Regions from separate parts of the Homo sapiens genome. Here region 1 is linked to region 2. Evidence: chromatin contacts called from ENCODE Hi-C or POLR2A ChIA-PET data. All regions are on one chromosome and are shown on one strand. The core of a region is the stretch at or near the end of the contact, and the rest is flanking DNA. Distances in the headings are between cores, read along the strand shown. Region 1 overlaps KALRN (kalirin RhoGEF kinase). Region 2 overlaps KALRN (kalirin RhoGEF kinase).

Region 1 (3,540 bases), core at 899-3,398, 42 kb before region 2:
TGACCAGCTGGAAAGGCCACAGGCTGAAGAATGGAAACAGAATTCTAGGACCCTAGTAGACAGTGAGGCACTTCCAGTCTCATGAATCAAATTTAACAACATTAAAGGCAGGAGAAATGGCAAGTAGGTGATGAGAGAATAGATCAGTGAGAACCTTAGAAGCTCAAATGTTGGCTTCTAGTTTAGAAAACACTGATTTAGGTTACCTAACTGTTGTAGCAAGTAATAAGCCTTCAACTCAAGAGCTGGGTAGAGAGGCTGGATTTGAAAGATGACACAAGACCCTGGACAGATCACTTCCCAATTATAACATGTAGGTTATTTGCATAATTGGGACCAGAAACTCCCTTTAGCAAGCATCCCCTGCCTTTGGGCAGATAAAACAAACTGATATCTTGCCCTGTTGCCATGAGCCTAATCCTGAGACTTACTAGCAGTATTTCAACTTTCCTTCAATCAGGAAAAACATCCAATGTACCCACTAAGCTGCTAGAGAAAGGGGCACTTATTCACCTAGGGCAAGAGTCAAAGCTCAGATGTCTTCAGAGACCAACGGATAAGGCAAACATGAAAAGATGGACACGGAACAATCAGGAGAGGTATGGGCTGTGTCAAACTGGGAAGTGTAAATCTGCTGGGGAGTGTAAGACATATTTTTTTTTTAAAGGAGGCAACCACTCTGCTGCCAAATACTATACATCTGGGACCAAAGGCCCAAAGATTGCTACTCTGCCTTGCTTGCCTAATGGTGGCAAGGCCACTTTTCCTTTACTATAGCTAAAACCCCTGGCTCCATGATCAGCAATGATTGGTATGGAATGTCACCAGTACTACAGGCATCCCTGCAGATATCCTTTGCAGAGAAAATACTCAATCAGACTATTTCCATAAGAATGCCCTTTTCCTGGAGCTTGCCTAGACCTTGCATCATTATAATGTCTCTTGTATTATTTAAGTGGGGATCCCATAGGCTCGATTTATATAACATTTTATATTTGAAGATACTACTTTATTATTCGTTCATTCAACACATGCTTGTTGAGTGCTTCCTATATGCCAGGAGCTGTTCCTGATGCTGAGCTATAGCAAGTGTAGGAGACAGACAAAGTCGCTGAAATTAGAAACTTGTCATTCTAGTTAGGGTAGAGAGGGAGTCAGATAAGAAACTAACAAATGAATGAGAAAAATTTCCAGTAGTATTGAACAGTTTTAAAGAATTAAACTGACGGCTGGGCTCGACGGCTCACATCTGTAATCCCAGCACTTTGGTAGGATGAGGCGGGCAGATCACCTGAGGTGAGGAGTTCAAGACCAGCCTGGCCAACATGGTGAAACCCCATCTCTATTAAAAATACAAAAATTGCTGGGCGCGGTGGCTCACGCCTGTAATCCCAGCACTTTGGGAGGCCGAGGCAGGTGGATCACCTAAGGTCAGGAGTTCGAGACCAGCCTGACCAACATGGAGAAACCCCATGTCTACTAAAAATACAAAATTAGCTGGGCATGGTGGCACATGCCTGTAATCCCAGCTACTTGGGAGGCTGAGGCAGGAGAATTGCTTGAATCCGGGAGGCAGAGGTTGTGGTGAGCCGAGATCATGCCATTGCACTCCAGCCTGGGTAATAAGAGCAAAACTCCGTCTCAAAAAATAAAAATTAAAAAAATTAAAAAATTAGCTGGATGTGGTGGTGCATGCCTGTAATCCCAGCTACTTGGGAGGCTGAGGCAGGAGAATCGCTTGAACCTGTGAGGCAGAGGCTGCAGTAAGCTGAGATTGTGCCATTGCCCTCCAGCCTGAGCTACAAGAGCGAGACTCCATCACAAAACAAAACAAAACAAAAAACACTGACTAATGGGCTAGAGAGGGCCTGAGGACTTCTTCAGAATGAGTAGCTGGTGACAGTTCTCTGAGAAGTGACATTTAAGCTGAGACCTGAATGATGGGAGTGAACCAGCCACATGAAGACGGAAATAAGGCTTTCTACCAAGGTCATAGACTATGCAGAAATCCTAAGGCAGAAACGAGTTTGGGATGTTCAAGCTTCCTGAAGGAAGTTCTTGTGGCTGGAGCGCAGCTGGTGGGTGAAGGGACATGAAATGCAGTTGGAAAGTAGGCAGGGCCTAGAACCACAGCCTTGCAGGGCACAGCAGGAAGCTGGACTTTATCCCCAATGCAATGGGAAGCCACTGGAGTGTTTTAAAAGGGGCCGGGGTGTGACATAGGTGATGCAATAGGATTCATTTTCATTGACAATCTTTAATTTCTGACCACTCTATGTTATATAGCCAGATAAATCTCCCTCCAACTAGAATCACCTTTGCACCAAGAATCACCTTTTCTTCTAGTGATGAGTAACAGATATGGGGAGAAACAGCTTACTACATATGGATGAATAGGAACCATCAGGATATTCAAATCTGGTCTCTGGACAAAACACTCCATATCCAGCTCACACATACAAGGCCATCCTATGCCTCCTTACTATCTGCTCATATTTCCCACACCAACAAGTCACCTGGTATCTCAACTTAATTCTTTCTGCTATGGTCTAGGGTGTGTTGACACAGTTTTAGGTAACATTATCAATGAGAAATGCTCCCATCTCTGATGTTACTTCTCTCTCTACCTAGGCGGTCCTTCCCCAGATCCCACAGAGCCCATTCTCTCTCTTGCTTCAGGTCATTACTAAAAGGCTGCCTTATCAGCACAGCCTTCCCTGATACCCTATTGAGAACTACAACACCCACCTCCACATGCTGCCACTCTGATTCCCTAGCCCTGTTACCTTCTCTATAGCACTTACTGCCATCTAGCCAACTGTATTGTTTCTTTATTTTTTGAGACAGGGTATCACTCTGTTGCCCAGGCTGGAGTGCAGTGGCATGCCTGGTTCACTGCAGTCTCGATCTCCCAGGCTCAAGCAATCCTCCCACCACAGCTTCCCAGTAATTGGGACCACAGTGTGCGCCACCACACCTGGCTAATTTTCTTTTCTTCTTTTCTTTTCTTTTTTTTGTAGGGACGGGGTCCTACTATGTTGCCTAGGCTAATCTCAAATTCCTAGGCTCCAGCCATCCTCCTGCCTCAGCCTCCCAAAGTGCTGGGCTTACAGTTGTAAGCCACCCTGCCTAGTCAAGCCAATTGTATTCACCATGTCTTTTTATTTCCTGTATTATTTGCTTTGATATCTGGGGTATTGCTGATCCTGGAGGGATAGCCGCCCCCCCCAGGGTTAGTTAATATCTAGAGAGAGGCGACACCTTTCCTATGCAAACCCACCAATCCAGAGCCCACACCCCCAACCACCCTCTTTATCAAGCTTTCATTTTTGGGCCAATATCCACCTGCCCTAATCACCCCAGGACCAGGTATCAGACAACTAGGGACAACCCCTTGTCCCCCCAGAGCCCTCTACAATTACTCAAACTAGCCAGTCCTAAACCTGCTTACCTTGCCTCACCTCTTAAAGACTCCAGCCCCCTAGTTCCTTTTCTCTCTTTGCCTGCATGCAACTTCAGTGTTTTCTTCTGTGGCCCGGT
Region 2 (3,760 bases), core at 911-3,410:
CCCAGTCTGGTCTAGAACTCCTGAGCTCAAGTGATCCATCTGCCTTGGCCTCCCAAAGTGCTGGGGTTAAAGATGTGAGCCACTGCACCCAGTCTCAACCATTTTTTACTACAAAAATGGAGATTTCATGCACCCCAAATTAAAAAATTGGACCTCAAAATGAAGATATTTATGCTATGCTTATATGCATCAAAAATAGGATACTTTGGCTGGGTGCAGTGGCTCACACCTGTAATCCCAGCACTTTGGTAGGCCAAGGCAGGCAGATTGCTTGAGCTCAGGAGTTCGAGACCAGCCTGGGCAACATGGCGAAACCTCATCTCTACAAAAAAATACAAAAATTAGCTAGGGATGGTGGCAAGCACCTGTGGTCCCAGCTATTTGCCACTGCACTCCAGCCTGGGCAACAGAGTGAGGCCCTGTCTCCAAAATAAAAAATAGAAAAAAAATAAAATAAACACAGGATACTTTGGTTAATCCCTTTAAATTAACAAAGGTAATTACCTGATGCAGAGAGAAAAAAACAGACATTTTTAGAAGTGGAAAGGATCCTAGAGGTAATTCAGGAAGACATGAATAAAAGGTAATAAAAATGCTACTTTAGAACAAATAGCAATATGAATGACTGTAGGGAATAACCAGGAAAAAAGTCCAGCCTATAGAGAGTCTCAGAGTAGAAGGCACTTGCCTCTAAGCTCTATGCCCAGAGAGGACAACAGATCAGGTGTCTGTGAGTGAGAAACCAGGGGATGCCCAAAGTTCAAGGGTAAGGATGGACTGTGAAGTTCTCAAATCCAAGGACATTGGAAAGGACTATTAATCCATAAACACAAACAATCACTTTAAACAAGTCAGGATTGTTGAATTTAATTAAAAACATTTTGTTCTGCTCTAAGCGTTTAATAAAAGGATTTATGGAGAAATTGCTAGGCTTATATAGCTTAGGAAAGAAGTGTTTAACATTTTATCTGCAAATTGTATTACTTTCTTCTAGATACAGATCAGAAGGAGAGGGAGAATAATAATTAGCACTGGTGGATTTACACTCGGGGCTCGGACGGGGGAGAATAGAAGGAGACGTGGGTAGAAAGTGTTTGGATTTCAGTGCAATATATGAGGAATATTCTAGCCCTTAGAATTACACTAAAATCCAACAGGCTCTAGAAGTAATAAGCTCCCAGTCCCTAGAAGTGCTCAAGTAATGCTTAGCTGACCACTTGTCAAGGACATTGTGGAAGGGGTTTCTTGTATTTGGAAAGAGAGTGAGCTAGAACACCTTTCACCTGCTTTTCAATTCTAAGATCCCAGGAGCCAAAAGAAGCCAATGTTCTGGAGTCAAATTAAATCTATTCAAGAACCGGTTTTATCCAGTTATAAAAAGAGTAAGTTTCAACTCTAACTTTTTATGATTCTGAAAAATGTCAAGGAGCTCCTTTTAGACTCTCTCCATCTATCTTTAAACATACTTTTCTTCAAAAAGTATCAGTACTCAAATAAATTACAACATTTCTTATTCAAATGCATTATTTTTGGGTTTCAGCTATTCTTACCCAACAGTATTATAATTTTTAAAAACACCATACCACACCTTTTCATTGCAAACATAGGGTAATTCAGCTATGCTAATATAAAGGAAAATGTTGTGGGCTAGTGTGGAAACCTGTTCTCACCCTCATTGATCATACTCCCATGTATACTTCTGCTTCTATGAGGAAGTGAGTTCTGAATCTCAAAGGACTACCTCACATCTAGTCAATTACCAGTACAATCCTATACAAATGAAGAGGATTGAAGGATCGTACTTCAATCCTGCAATTGAGGACTGTAGGATAAAGTAAATCAGCAAGCTGCAATTTATAACATGTCACTTCGTACCTGAAAGGAAATGTTTAGGGAATATTCATCCTCTAATTATTTTTTTAGCCTCCCATAGTGAAGCCATGTTAGGCATTATGGCATAAATGAAAAACCTGAGGGTAGGGCTCCTAATGCAGAATTATACTGAAAAGTAAGAGGTAGAGAAAGACCTTTGGAGGACTCTCCTGGTAGGCAGAGGAGCCTGAACTTTTTGGCATTTTGGCTCCTGGCAGCAGAAAGTGCAGGGGACTTCCATCCTGCAGACAATCTGTTGAACAGGCTGGGCCAGCACCAGGGGTTGGCAGGCCGCTATCAGAGTTGGACTAAGCTCAGCCTGCTGTCCAGAGTGCTCCTTGGAGTCATTCTGCTCCAGCTGAGGACATCAGAATCTTATTAGTTGGCAAAGCACCCACAGGACAAAATCTGTCTCTGATTACTACCACTCCTCCTAGAGAGTGGGGCATTTGGGGCCAGAGGTGAGAGGGAGAGTGGGAAGGTGGGTATGTGTAACTATAATGGGGTTAATGCTCTTAGATTCAGCTAGACTGGCTAACAAGCCAAGTCAGATGGGAGAATAAACTAAAGTGCCTGTCTCAAAGGCTTTCAGACTTGGGAGGGTGTAGAACACAGTGGTAAAGTGAGACCTTGGGAAATGGACAGGCGTGGGTTCAAATTTAGGCCCACTGCTTGTCAGCTATGTGACTTTGAGCATATTACCTAATCTTTTTAAGACTCAGTGTCTTTATCTGTAAGATGAGGAAAATATTATTGCTATTAGCATAAAGCAACCCAGAACCTGACCCATGGTAAAGCTCAATAAATGTTAGGTATTTTTGTGAGTTGGTGACACACTTAACACAAGTCGACATTATCAAACTTGCCCGGCATTCTCAGGCTGTTGATGGTAATTGCCTTCAGAGCCCAAGTTTTATCCACGGTTCTCCACCACCTTCTGCAGCATGGGGAAGCTGTTCCTGAGGCCAAGTAGGTGGTAACAGCAGAAATCATCAGGAGGCCTTCAGGGAGAGGACTCCTCATGAACAAGCCAGGGGTGCCATGGGCCACTGTCCCTCTCCTCTAGAGCATCTGCTTCTGAGGCTCACGGGGGAAGCCTTGGACTTGGTTTCATAAGCAGAGAGGTATTTCCTTACAGCTTCTCCAGACCCTCAGCCCCAGCCAGGGAAGAAAGTGCACAGGAAAAGGAACACAGGTGTCCTGTACAGCCAGGTACAGAAGAACCTAGACTGGTTATTGGAGCCTGGGGCAGAAGTACCCAGGACCAATACTTTTTAAAAGCCATTCTCACCATTTTTAAGTGTACAGTTCAGTGGCATTAAGTCCATTCACATTGTCATGCAACCATCATCACCATCCATCTCCAGAACATTTTTCATCTTGCAAAACTGAAACTCTGTACCCAACAGGCACTAATTCCCCATTCCCTCCAGCCCCTGGCAATCATCATTCTTTCTACATCTAAAAAGTTGACTACTCAAGGTATTTCATTTAAATGGAATCATATAGTATTTGTCCTTTTGTGTCTGGCTTGTTTCACTTATCCTAATGTCCTCAAGGTTCATTCATGTTGTGGCATGTGTTAGAATTTCCTAACTTTCTAAGGCTGAAGAGTATCCCATTGTATGTATATATTCAATTCACCTGTTGCTGGACACTGGGGTTGCTTTCACCTTTTGACTATTGTGAATAATGCTGCTATGAGCATGGGTGTACAAATTTCTGCTTGTGTCCTTGCTTTCAATTCCTTTGGATATATACTCAGATGTTGGATTGCTAGATGATATGATAATCTTATTTTTACTTTTTTGAGGAATCCCATACTGTTTTCCATGGCAGCTGTACCATTTTGCATTCCCACCAGCAGTGTACAAGGGTTCCAATTTCT

The links. A loop is a pair of places that touch in the nucleus more often than their neighbours do. ChIA-PET counts read pairs that join two places held with the same protein, here RNA polymerase II (POLR2A). Pooled maps may share reads with other maps.
Region 1: a loop to region 2 is called in a map of gastrocnemius medialis, with 2.3 times the contacts of the local background. The contact joins two enhancer-like sites. A Hi-C loop is called at or near these places in 9 of 168 maps with a recorded cell type or tissue (GM11168, PC-3, PC-9 and 5 more), 8 of 37 single-sample maps with no recorded cell type and 14 of 50 pooled maps. POLR2A ChIA-PET finds 5 or more read pairs at or near these places in 4 of 52 experiments (Caco-2, GM12878, H1 and 1 more).

Annotation. Positions count from the first base shown.
Region 1 is chr3:124,610,324-124,613,863 of GRCh38, reverse strand. The region is part of intron 34 of KALRN (kalirin RhoGEF kinase); the gene reads right to left. Among named protein-coding and RNA genes, the nearest start is that of UMPS, 120 kb to the left of the region's middle. Within about 2 kb of position 2,148, at least 3 of the 41 ENCODE cell types and tissues checked have a DNase peak (open chromatin) inside an H3K27ac peak, as active enhancers do.
Region 2 is chr3:124,568,375-124,572,134 of GRCh38, reverse strand. The region is part of intron 34 of KALRN (kalirin RhoGEF kinase); the gene reads right to left. All of the region lies in intron 2 of LOC105374076 (a long non-coding RNA gene), which reads left to right. Among named protein-coding and RNA genes, the nearest start is that of UMPS, 160 kb to the left of the region's middle. Within about 2 kb of position 2,160, at least 2 of the 41 ENCODE cell types and tissues checked have a DNase peak (open chromatin) inside an H3K27ac peak, as active enhancers do.